3 separate regions of the Homo sapiens genome follow, and all the other regions are linked to region 3. The links are chromatin loops, found by intact Hi-C in ENCODE. Cell type or tissue: A673. All regions are shown on one strand.

The links. Hi-C counts contacts between places; a loop is a spot of excess contacts. Peaks named below come from ENCODE experiments on the same cell type or tissue, not always from the same donor. Only the 100,000 strongest peaks of a DNase experiment are listed, where the experiment ranks them.
Region 1: a loop joins it to region 3, with 18 times the contacts of the local background. A loop is called at or near these places in 50 of 110 quality-filtered maps.
Region 2: it touches region 3 in a loop (4-fold over the local background); 8 of 110 quality-filtered maps call a loop at or near these places.

What each region holds. Positions count from the first base shown.
Region 1 is chr22:49,045,185-49,047,684 of GRCh38, reverse strand. It overlaps NHIP (neuronal hypoxia inducible, placenta associated), which reads left to right. Exons shown (of 4, transcript NR_183584.1): 4 at 2,091-2,500. Among named protein-coding and RNA genes, the nearest start is that of NHIP, 6.0 kb to the left of the region's middle. In A673, a CTCF peak has its summit at 969 (motif pointing left); a DNase peak (open chromatin) is centred at 954; H3K27ac peaks cover 1,453 bases.
Region 2 is chr22:48,942,648-48,945,147 of GRCh38, reverse strand. No RefSeq gene overlaps it. Among named protein-coding and RNA genes, the nearest start is that of LINC01310, 77 kb to the right of the region's middle. In A673, a CTCF peak has its summit at 1,165; a DNase peak (open chromatin) is centred at 1,127; H3K27ac peaks cover 280 bases.
Region 3 is chr22:49,303,828-49,306,327 of GRCh38, reverse strand. No RefSeq gene overlaps it. Among named protein-coding and RNA genes, the nearest start is that of MIR3667, 240 kb to the left of the region's middle. RefSeq lists an enhancer at 1,356-2,049. In A673, a CTCF peak has its summit at 958 (motif pointing right); a DNase peak (open chromatin) is centred at 997; H3K27ac peaks cover 1,477 bases.

The DNA.
Region 1 (2,500 bases), 260 kb after region 3:
AACTCTGTCCGTTCCCACGCCCTCCAAAGGCTGTTACACAGGGATGCCCGCTTCTGGACAGAAGTGATTCATGCAGGATGAGAACCATGACCACAGAAGATTTTGTGCATGTGGTTATTTCAATATTTAATTTAAGTGTATGCATGAGTGTTCAGGATAAAAATGCTTGGAGTGTACTTTAATTCCATTAAAAATGTATACATTATTCATGTCCTATGGACTGTCCACTGTGTGACTCAGAGAGCTGAGGGGGTAGAAATATATTCATTCATTCACTGTCTCCTTAAATATTTACTGAGCACTTGTTGCCCGTTGAATAAGTTGTTGTTTTAGGTTCCTCATGGTAGCTGTGCAGGAAGGGTGCAGAGTGGCCTGAGGGGCTATTGGGAAAGTCCACCTTGGGTTGAGGGATCTGGGAGGGCTCCCTGGAGGAGGTGGTGTTGGACTACAGCGATGGGAACATAAAGGAGCTGGAGAGAGATTTGGGTGCCAGTCAGCACAAGAAAGGCCCACACAGAGAAAGTCAGGCTGGGGCGAGAGTGAGCCCCCCAAGCTGAGAGCTCAGCCTGAGAGCATGGGAAGCCATCCAGGAGCTGAGAAGCCAGGCTGGGTCTGACCCCACTGATTCAGATCCCTCTGTGGCCTTGGGAAAGGCCAGAGACAGGGCCGCAGGTGGGGGCTTTGGTGAAGGGAGCGAGAGTGTGAGCCAGTGCCACGTAGAGAGGACAGACGCAGGGATGCCAGCCAGGGTGCCGTCGGCCAAGAAAGGAAGGTCCAGCAGGCACAGTGTCAGAGGAGGGTCCCAGAGGAAGGCACTGGGAACAGTCCTGGCTTCTTACCTCGGCCACTAGGCAGATGGTGATGCTCTGAGGGTGCTGAGGCCACAGGGTGGGAGGGAGGAGGAGGAGCCTCCCTCTGCAAGCTCTGTTACAGGGGGTATGCATCAGTGGCTCCCCACCGCCCTCTGGAGGAAGCCCGGAGCACAGAGCACTTGAGGCTCCTGGGTGTCCCTGGTCCGTGCTCCACTAAGTAGCTCCCCTGTTCCCCACCTAATCTCCATGGCTGGGCGTTCTGAATCCACGCTTCCAGCTCCCAGACGGTTCACAGGCTCCCGGCCCAGGCCATGTGTGCGTGCTGTCTCCCTGTGGGAGCAGGCTCCTGTCCTAGCCCCACACACCTGCTCATAGCTCTGCCCTCAGGTCAAAGGCCCCTTCCAGGGTCAGGGTCCCAACGGGGAACCCCAATTCTGGGCTCTGCAAATGCCTCCCAGCGTTACCCCTCAAAATGTCACTGTCTGAGGGTCTTGACCTCTGGCTTGTGAGCTCACAGAGGGCAGCGCCCTTGCACTCACCTTCCTGTTGACCTGCAGGGCCAAGCATTGTGCCGGACATAGGGGTGAACAGGCACATGCTTCCCACCTGTCAGGGAGATTCTTGCTCTCCTGGCTCTGCCCCACCCCTGGGGGCTCTGCCAGCTCCTCGGAACCCTGAGTCCAGGGCAGGGCACGGTCTCAGGTCTTAGCCTGATGACGTAGTACAGGCTCTAGGCCCCAGGAGGGACATGGCACTTCCTGCATCGACTCTGTCACTGGTCTCCCCAGGGCTTCCCTCCCCAAGCCTCAGGGGCTGTGGGGTACCCCATCCTCTCCACAGAACACGTGCACAGGCCTCCAGGAGATGGTTAATAGAACGGAGAGGTTTTAGGGAAGTTTATTTCTATAGCTCTTACATTTATTTATATTTGTCAAATATGTTCCCATCACTAAAATCTCTTTGGAGCATTTTCAAAAATTAAAGAATTGCGTCTAAAAATACTGACCTTGATGTTCAGTGTGCATGGGTAACTCTCCAGGCCCAGCAACATCAAGAGGCAGATGTGACAGCAGCCGTGGCTGCTCAGGGGGCCGGGAATGCGGGAAAGGGGTGGCTGTCAAACAGTCTTGACAAGCGGCTGAATGTGACTGTGTCGGATTTGGAAAGTGCAGCCTGAGAATTTGAAATCCATTCACTCCCCACCCCCAAGCGTTTTTTCATGTATTCGTTCATTCAGCACACCTTGAATGAACACTCTTTTATTTGCTACCTATTCAGGGACACTACACAGGCCCGTGACCATCACACGCCCAGCCTGGCCCCGTGCTGTGCCTGAGCAGAGGACTGTTGGCAGATGGTTCACTTCCACCCTCCATGATAAATGCTGAGAAAAGAAAGATCAAGGGCTTCAGAGCCCACTGGAGGGAATTCATACAGCCGGGGGCCCAGGAAGCTGCTAAGGAAACTGCCTGGACGGCAGGGTGGCCGTGACCACGGGGACGGGGAGAAGGACCCAGAGGAGCTGAGGAATCCTTGCTGTGGAAGGCACCATATGAGCTGCGTGAAGTCAGAGTCAAAAGCAAACCCGTCTCTTCTTGACAGTGGGACCCAGGAGGCAGGACAACCTGCCAGAGAGGCTGAAGGAGGTTCCCTCAGGCTGGATCCTCGACAAGAAAAAGGAAGAGGGT
Region 2 (2,500 bases), 360 kb after region 3:
TGAGCTGCAGTGGTGCCCGCTGGACACGAACCCTCCCTCTCAGCTCCTGCCGTGCCTCCTGCTCTGGCCCTCCAGTAGAACCTGCTCAAGACGCGGGAAGCGTATTCTGCCCCTCAGAGCCTGGCAACCCATCTTTCTGCTGCACGACAACTCCTTGCCCCAGTTTCTCGGCTCTGGGGACACCCATGGCCATTAAGAAGGGGGACAGTATAGGGGGAGCCGAGCTGTTTGGAGCAGCCGGGCAGCCGTTCACTCCGGCGGGAGACACCCTCCGTTGGCGTCCGTGGAGCCGGGCTGTGCTTCTGAGCTGGGCTGATGGCCTCACGCTCTGATTGCTGATGGATTCTATTTAAAACGGGACTGGAGGAGGGAAGTGGGAAGACGGATTGGGCCAGATGCTTGGGAGGGACCCAGCTCTGAAAGCAGAGAATGGGGTTTCCTTCTGAGTGGGTCCCTCCAGCCAGGGCCCAGCTGGCCTCTAGCAAGGGCGTCTGCAGCATCCCAGGCTGATGGCAAAGGGGACAGGGCACACCCAGGGTGCAATTAGGGCCCTTGGAGAAACTTCCCACAGGCATCTGGGTGGCTGCAGTGCCAAAAATGTACACTTTAGGAAGAGCCGTGGGATTCCGGGGGAGGAAACAGCCCGGGGTCAGCCTCCCGTGGCTGCTGGGAAAGTTAACACAAACTCAGTGGCTTAAAACAGCAGAAAGGTGTTGTCTTACAGTTCTGGAGGCTGGAACTCGGGGAAAAGGTGTCGGCAGGGTGGGTTCCTCCGGAGGGCTCTGCGGGAGAGTCCATCCAGGCTGCCGTCCACCCCTGGAGGCCGCCATCCTTGGGGTCCCTCGTCTCTGCCTCCATCGTGGTTGCAGTGTGGCCCTCCCAGGGCATCTGCCTCTGTCTCTCTCCTCTTCTGAGGACACCAGGCGTTTCACGCTTAGGGCCCACTGGATTCCAGTGTGACTGCATCTTAACTACTTCACCTACGAAGACCTTATTTCCAAATAAGCTCAGCCTGAGGTTCCAGGGATGAGAACTTCAGCAACACAGTTCAGTCTCCAACAGGGCCCTCCCACCAGGCCACAGCCTGTGGAAGGAGGGTTTCCTGGCCTGGTGGAGGGGAGCCCCAGGCTGCTCAGCTGAGCCGGGGAGGCTCACGGGCCCCGCCTGCTGGACAGTGTGTAGGGAAGCAGCGGATGCTTCTCTCCCTGCCCAGAGGATGACCAGTGAAAACGCAGGTGCCAGCACCCTCTGTGCCGTAACGGACTGGTCCACTCCCCTCACTTCCCTGTGCTGGTTACCCCATGACGGATGTTTGCCGAGAGCTTTGTCTGGCCCCTGTGACGGACGTTTACTGAGAGCTTTGTCTGGCTGGACCTTGAACTGGCTTCATTCCACGCTCAGTTTTGATCCCAGAAAACTCTGCTTGTCCCAGAATGCACACTGCTCTCAGCTCTAAGTAATGCTGCTTCCAGAGATCGGTGCATTTTTAGGGTGAGCTGTGTGAGTAATGGTGTGATTTCAGGTGCAGCAGTTCACATACAAGGGACACATTCTGGAGTGTGTGGCTCTGCTACAGCCTCTCAAATCATCTCTCTGACCTGTGAGGAAAACCAGGCTGGGCTTTAGATGCCTGGACACAAGTTGGCAAGATTAGGAGCCACTGAGTTTCTAAGCTGGGAGCGTTATCGGGCATCACCTCGACCATCTCTTGTTATTCACTCATTTACATTCATCCTTGTGTCCAATCACAGATACTCACTCATTCATCCTTGTGTCCAATCACAGATAGTCACTCAGTCATCCTTGTGTCCAATCACAAATATCGACGAGGGCTTACTCTGTGTTAGCACCAGGCTGTGCATGGGGGATGCTGTGGTGCCAGGCTGGTGAAGCGCCTCCATCACGGTGCCCATGGCCCCAAGAGAAAGGGCCTTGACTCACAGCTTCGAGTCCGAGGGTGGGGCAGAGCCAGGCAGGCTGTGTGAGAGCTCAGCTGGACGGGAACAGAAGGCCGCCCACGCTGGAGCCCTGAGCAAGGCCTGAAGGAGGAAGCAATCACTTTCACACATGGCATAGGCAGGGCTGGATCCTCACAGAACATTCCAGAACACACCTCCCGGGCCCCAGACCCATTTCCAGGGGCCCCAGTCTCTGCTCTTCGAAGGCCGACATCGGCATGTGTGTCTTCGTGTCCAGAGCCCAGTGCCCTGTGACCATAAACGTGGGCAAGCAACTGCTGTCCTGGGTGCTGACTCTGCGCCCAGCTCTCCTCATCACTGTGCACCACCCGGCATTCTAGCAATTAATTACTGAACCAGGAGGATGGAAGAGGCAGGAATTGGACTAAGCTAAGGGGAGGGACCTGGTGATGAGGACCAGGAGGGATGGAGGGGAGGCCCTCCAAGCCTGCAGGACGGCCCCCTGTGTTTATAGGCAGCACCTATTCAACAGGATGCTGACTCTCCTGCACTCTCTTCAGAAATCTCTGTGGCGAGGGTGA
Region 3 (2,500 bases):
CTGGACATCACCCCGCCTCCCTCCTGCCTAATCCCCAGAGGGGCTGTGGGTCCTGCCACCCCTGCTGCCTCATTCTGACCCTCCTGTGCCTCCTGCCGCCCCTGCTGCCTCATTCTGACCCTCCTGTGCCTCCTGCCGCCCCTGCTGCCTCATTCTGACCCTCCTGTGCCTCCTGCCCCTGAGGCCTCGTGGCCTTGTCCGTCTTCCTGGCCTCTGCATCTGCTAAGCCTGTGACCTCCCAAAACCCACTCCCAGTGGCACCAGGGCTGCTCTGCAAAAGCTGCCCATGCCTTGCTAACTCCACCACGGTGGCTCCTTCATTAGGAATGAAGTCCATCAGCTCCAAGGGTCACTCTTTATTGAGCGCTGTCTGTACACCTGGCAGTATCCCCAGGAAGGTGCTGTGTATTTCACACAGCCCCTGTGGCAGAGCCAGGGGGCTCTGCATCTTCTTATCAAGTCCCAGAGTGGTCACACAACTTGCCAGGTCACGTGGTAACAAGAGGGTCCAGCTCAGAGCCTGGGCTCCCTCTTTCTGATCCTGCCCCTTTCTCAGCCACCACTTCCCTTTCCACTGGTGCTGAGCCCTCCTCTGGACTGACAGGTCCCGATTCCTCCATCAGAGGCAGCCAGGTCCTCCCCCACCTCACCTGGGGTTGTCCAGCACCATCAATGCCTCACAGCCTCAGCTGGGCGTCACCTCCTCCAGGAAGCCTTCCCTAGGCCCATCTATTGGGGCCCAACTCCATCTGTGCCTGAGACTCAGAGAAGCTGCTGCAGCCCTGGGGTGGGACACAGGATGCAGGGGTGGCCACGGGCCCACGACGGGCCCACGACGGGCCCACGGGCATGCGGATGCAGACCCGGCCTCCTCAGCTCCTGCAGGTGGGCCCTGGGATCCCTTGAGTCCACTGCCCGTGTCCACCCCAGGCCAGACCCAGGGTGGGACCCCGGCGGCAGAGGCGGCAGCAGCCACCAGGGGGCACTGTTGGCCAGCGCTGGCTGAGCTGGCAGCTTCGGAGTGGCCGGACCAGCTCCATGGGGTTCATTTGCTGAGAGCGGCTGCAGCCCCTGGCTGAGGGGGCAGAGGGGCCAAGGAGTGAGGAGCTTCCAGAATCGCACTGGGCTGGGGCTCTCTGGGCTGCAAACGGTGTCAGGGGGCTGGCTGGCCGGCAGGCTCACCCGGATTCTCAGGCCCTCCCCAGGTCCTGCTGTCTTCTGCAAACAGGGCCTGGAGGCACCTCCCGGGCTCCTGCAGTGGGGACCTGGGTGCCGAGAGCCCTGCTGTCCGAGGGGCAGAAGACATGAGAGCTGGACACCAGGCCTTGCTGCAACGCCTCAGCAAGCCCAGGATGGGCAGCTGCGTGATGAGGTCCCCTGCCCTGCCCTGTGCTGCTTTTTTTTTGAGACGGAGTCTTGGTCTTTCGCCCAGGCCGGACTGCAGTGGCGCTATTTCGGCTCACTGCAAGCTCCGCCTCCCGGGTTCACACCATTCTCCTGCCTCAGCCTCCTAAGTAGCTGGGATTACACCTGTGCTGGTTTTATGGAACCGGCCTTCTTGGGGTCCCTTGGGAGCTGCGTGCAGAGGTGAGACTGGGCTGCACTGCCTGGGCCTCGGGTCATTCTGCAGCCACAGCCCAGGGAGGTTGCTCGGGGTGGGCACTGTGCTGTCTGTGCCCAGGATGGGCTTACTGTTTCCACTTGGGTAGCAATGTTCCCCTCCACCGCTGATGGCCTGGAGCAATGTCCCCTCCACCGCTGAGGGCCTGTGATGGGGGTGGGGGTTCTGCTTTTCCTTCTATACTAAGCAGAATTTTCTGGTTTCCCTACAATGAATCTGCACAGTGTGGTGATTGGGTTGAAGTGCTGCCTGTGGCCGGGAGGCAGGGCTGGGCTCTGGGGTCTCCTCTCCTAGCTCTGCCCCTCCAGCCTGTGCTTTGCTGGGAGCTCCACCCTGCTGGGCCTCGTTTCCCCCAACACCGTCCACTTTTCCTTGGGCATCTTGGCTTCATGCTGTCTCGCACAGCCCTTCGTCCACCCAAGCCGCATCTCCCACAGCCCCTAGTTGGTGTTGTCTCCGTCCCTCCAGGTCCTAACCCCTGCCCCCGAGATGGGTGGATTGGCAGAGCCCAGCGTCCCTCCACCCTCCTGTGGCATGGCCAGGTCGGGGTCTCTCCCTGTCCCTGTCCAGGCCTGCATTCCCTCAGCCCACTTCACCTAGGGCTGCAACAGTGATGTTCAGGCCCATCTTCGGCCCCTGTCCTGTCCACACAGCACAGTGACCTCTGTGCCACACCCTGTGTACCCCAGGGTGCACCGCATCCCCGCCCTCCACAGACAGCCGTCCGCAGCCTGGCACAAAGCCGTGGGAGGACACTCACCGTGGCAGCGTTGACCCTTCTTGGGGCCAGCCTGGGCCTGGCGGGCAGGAGGACACATGGGCTGCAGGGAGAGGCCATTGCCTCTCCCTTGGGTGTCTGGGACCGTGTGTGCCTGTGTG